Regions from separate parts of the Mus musculus genome. Here region 2 is linked to region 1. A link is a loop called in an ENCODE intact Hi-C map of the cell type or tissue named here. Cell type or tissue: heart. All regions are shown on one strand.

Region 1 (2,500 bases):
AGAGACCAGTCTTTTCTCCAGACTGACCACTGACTGATGCCAGCTCCCGTCCCCCTACAGCTATGGACAGCAAGTGTCTTTACCAGCTCTGTCCCTGAAAACACTTTGTCCAAGAACATCCTTACAAAACCATTTAGCATCATGTTTAATCAAACAGCGTCACCCTCCCTGACTTGGCAGGTTGATGCATAACACCACCTATCACAGGGTCCATTTTACGAAGGTTGTTGGAACGAAGCTACGGTGAGCAACCATAATAGCAGTAGGGAAGAAAAAGAACCTGGGAAGACAGGTAAAGACCTGCAGGAGGCAGAGGGGCGGGGAGAACTCAGCTGTATAGGAAGACTTTTCTGTTTACCTGCATTTTCCAGTCAATTTTTAACTTACCTGAGAAGTTTGGAGAGGGGGAGTTTCTGAGGCAGACCGAGCATCCCCACCCTCCGCTTGTCTGTCAGCCATGATGGTGGAGATGGCGGAGAGCAGGCCTTTCACGAGTCTCACTGGGTTTGTGTGTATTTGTGTGTTACGTAACAATTCTCACGAAATGAACATGTATTTGTATGTTATATAACAAGGTGTGGGTGTGAAGACATAAAAATGAGAAATGTCGAGGCAGCACCTCCGTGCCCTGTTCCCGAGGTTGCCGGTTCTTTCTCGGAGACAATGATGGAGTGTGAGAAGAACTCACGAGTGCAAGATTGTGAAGAAAGTACTAATGAATACCCTCAGAATTACACGCTTCACGTTTCTGCCTTCAAGTTTATCCTAAAAGTCTTTTTTGGAAATGTTAATTCTATCATTTTATTTGTCTAGTTCTGCAGAAAGGAACATTTCTGAGGCTAAATCCTTATTAGAAATATTCAATTTCATCCGAAATGTTTCCACACATAATATTACAGTATAATAAGAAGTCTCTTAAAATATCTAGGTGCTTGCTTAATGTAATTATTATTACCTGTTTTAATGTCAATTCGTTCTCCTGTCTACCTTCAAAGACATCAATTGTGTGAGGGGACTTGTTAATTTGTCTCCTTGGACCTCAATTCCTTCAGCTGGAAAGTGAAAATTTGAATAAAAAGACCATTATAGAGTTCTCTAGCTTTAACCTTATATTCATGATTTTTTTACATGCCATTTATACCAGATTCTATCCTTGGCGCCAATGTACTGTCTTAAGAGATACTATGCTGCCCTCATGTGGTCAGATATGAGGATGCACACAAATCAGTAAATTTTTTTGGCCAGTTTTGTCTGCCAGTTCAGTTTGTTATCCTCAATAACAAAATTAATTAGGAACATATATCCCCCAAATTCTAATACTTTGACAAACAATAAAGATATGAATTATCACATATCAAAAATAATATGAATACACTAATGGTATTTAAAATCAACCCATTAGGTAATATAAATATACATGCCACAATTTTTTTTCAAATCTGTAATATTCAGGTGGTAAAATTAACAGTTTCACAGTGTTCTGAGAGGCCGTGATACATATTGTCTGATTCCATAACTTAAAATATTTCAACACTGTATTATCTTCCAACACCTTAATTTTGAAACATTCTATTTTTTTTTTCATATTCCTTTGTTTCTAGGAGACATTTCTGAGGAAATGGGCATAAAATGTTTAAAACTCTGGCTGGATATTATGTGGAAACTCTACTAACACAATAGCCACCCTGAAATTAAAGTGCAAAGGGAGTTGATTTTTTTATCCATTTATCAAATTGTGACCAATATTGATGATTTAAGGTAATGAGAACTTGATAGAGATCAATGGTCTTAGGCCTCCAATAAATGGCACTCTTCTTATCAATTCACAGAAGGGTAAAGTTATCAATCGGAAGTTACTCTGTGATCACTTCATGAAACAGGCGAGCAGTGGCTGTGATTGTAAAAAATATCAGTAGTGGTTTTACAAGCACGATGTCTTAGAGAAACTAAGTGGGTGAAACCAAGAATCAGATAAACTAAGACTCGGGGGAGGCTCTGCGGCTCTGAGCCCTGCAGCTGCCTGAGACGCATCTGAAGGAAGTGCATCCATCATCTGACAAGCAAATACCACAGCTGCAGGAAGGATTCAGAAAGCCCCTAGTCAGAGGCTGTGTGCTTCATGAAGCTCTTCAACCTAAATTGATCGTTTCAATTCCTCTTTCAGACCCAGAATAACAACTTTCTCTTCCTCACTGTAACTCCATGTGTTGGTACCTACCATCAGACCTTCTCAGCAAGGCACATAGGTACCTTCATATATTATTCTCCCTTCCCATACTCCAGGACCAAATAACAGTTCCTTCATTCCTATTCTTGCTTGCTTGCTTGCTTGCTTGCTTGCTTGCTTGCTTTTTCTATTCTAAATGACCAAATCTTCTGCCCATTTATTTGTGACTATAAAAGTGAATAATGATCAAAACCTTTCAATATTCTCTGGGTCAATGCAAATATTCAAGAAGGAACGGATTAGGGAGGAATTGCTATACTTAAAAAAAGATAA
Region 2 (2,500 bases), 970 kb before region 1:
CCAGATCATTGGAGGTGGGAAGGTCCTCCTTTAACCCGGGCTACATCTTCTGTTGGTAGCCTATATAAAGGGCAAAGAATAAGGAAATTGACTCTGTCTGCTTGTTTTCATTCTTGCTGGCAAGTTTTATGCCTTCACTGGAATCAGAGCCTACTTTCCAGGATTCCAGAATATACTGAAGACCAGTGAAGACATCTAGCCTCTTGGCCTAAGCAATTACTAGATTCTTGGACCTTCTGTTTTTAGGCAGCAGCTGTTGGACTAGCTAGACCACAGTTTGTAAGCCACTCTAATAAATTCCCTTCATACACACACACACACACACACACACACACACACACACACACAGATACACACACACACACACACACACATACATTCTGCCATGTTTGTTCCTCTAGAGAACCCTGACTAAGACACTTCTTTTTCTGTTTTCTGACAGAATTATATCTAACTGGTCGTGGTTCTTATTTATATTAATTCTTTGAATATTTATGAAGATATGCTAGCAATTGTATATTGGGGGTTGGGATTTTCATTGTAGGAAGGGATTTGGATACTATATTTAATTTTTCCCGTTAAACTGGATAATGTTTGTCCTGTAGTCTCTGAATAATTATTGGATATGTCTATGTACCAAACGATGTATCCAAAGCATGTTAGGAACCCTTTGACCTGAGTTTATGGTAATGGAACAAGGTAAGAAATGTGTGTTCTTATAGAATTCACATTTTGAAGGGGAGACAGATTTTCCAGCAATACAGCAATAAATACAATATTTCAGTTATGATTAATTCTAAGTAGATGTTTCTATTGCCATGGGAGTGGAAAAGTTGAAAATGGAAAGCTTTGATTTAATCTAGATATATTAGGAGTGTTTTTTATGAGTAATTTATATAAATTATTGTGTTTTCAACTTGAATTTAAGCCATTCCTTTCGTTTTTAAAATATATTCTTAATGTAGTTGTTCTTTTCTGTGCTACACTTCTACCTTGGACTCTGAATGCAATTATATCTCTAGTTCAGTACAAAATATCCTGATTACAAGAGAAACCCTGTTTTCTATGTGTCCTACCATTGGGACAGCTGATTTCATTATCTTGGCTGCCATTGCCTCTCCCTACCACATGGTGTCTCTGTTGACAACTGGACAGCCATAGCCACTGAGCCTTGCACCTCCTAAGAAGGGTGGCATTTTGAAATCAACATTGCAGGGATTTTGAAGTCTTGCTACTGGTTGCTATTAACCATAGCTGTTGGCAGCCATGGCCCAGACTCTGCTAGCACTGTTCGAGAAATATTCCCAGCAGTGTCTTGGCAGATGAGAAACACTATTATAGGCCTATGTAGATTTAGTTAGCTCTTGTATTTCTCAAGACTCTGGGAGTCTTGGATATCTCTTTTTACTGTTTACCGTGGTAAGAGATAACTAACCATTTATTTGGTTTCTAATACCAGCCAAACACAGAAAATACCTATGGATTCCATTTGCTACTAGGGAGAATAATTTGTTCAGAATGATCTGGGAACCTGCTTTCCAATTTCTGGGAGACTTATCCTCCCAGGGATTCCATAGATGACTTTCTAGCATTTCCATCACAGCAAAACAAAGGCAGAATCAAAAACATATAAAAGGTTGTTTTATTAAACCCCTTTTTATTCTAGGTAGCATTGCCAAGGGGGAAGTATTAATTGATTCTAATATTAGAAAAATGCTCATGCATCCAATCATAGCAACCAGACTGTTCCTCGGGGCTTTACCTCTTATTGTTCTTGTCCTTCCTCGATCAATTTCAGTTTGTCTATATCTTTTCAAAAATGCAGTGACCAAAAGTGCCACAATATCCAAATAACTAGCTAGTGAATGCATAATGTAGCACACAGATTGCTTCCAAATGTTCTGCACATTGTTCTGCTTAATAAATTCCAGAATCATAGCGTTGCAGTTTAGTGTTAGCCTCAGGTCTTTCTTGTCTGTGTCCGTAGTCACAACTTCCAATATTTTTATTCCTTTACTACAATTTTATTTTGTTTCAGAATCCAGCATTTTTGTTAATGTCATTTTGACTCTTCTTTGAACATTCCAGAAAAATGCTGAGATTTCCAGATGCCAATATACCTGACGCCCAACCCCTACGCATGTGCTAGTTATTCAGTAGTTTCAAAACTGAGTTCTTTAATAACTACTGTGTAGTTTTCTAAATATATCATAACTCTAATGGAAAAAAGCATCTTTGAGACAATAGGTCACAATGTTCTTCTGATTTTCACAATGTTCTTCTGATCCTGGGAAAAAGTAATTATGTTTTTCTCCCACTTGAGTAAAAATGCAATAATTCTGTTCAAGACAAAAAACAATTCTATGTCCTCCTACAAGTTCTATAAGAACCACTCAATGAAAAAAAAAAACAAAAACAAAAAAACACTTCTTCCTACAATGTGCTATAAGAACAACTCCATTGAAAACACTCTTCCTACAGTGTGCTATAAGAACAATCT

The links. Peaks named below come from ENCODE experiments on the same cell type or tissue, not always from the same donor. Only the 100,000 strongest peaks of a DNase experiment are listed, where the experiment ranks them.
Region 2: a loop joins it to region 1, with 27 times the contacts of the local background. A loop is called at or near these places in 19 of 42 quality-filtered maps.

The regions. Positions count from the first base shown.
Region 1 is chr3:81,923,950-81,926,449 of GRCm38, forward strand. LOC102640985 (a long non-coding RNA gene) reads right to left here and starts at 685. Exons shown (of 3, transcript XR_375741.2): 1 at 388-685. In heart, a CTCF peak has its summit at 1,206 (motif pointing left); no DNase peak of the experiment used is centred here.
Region 2 is chr3:80,957,635-80,960,134 of GRCm38, forward strand. No RefSeq gene overlaps it. Among named protein-coding and RNA genes, the nearest start is that of Gm29808, 33 kb to the right of the region's middle. In heart, a CTCF peak has its summit at 1,118; no DNase peak of the experiment used is centred here.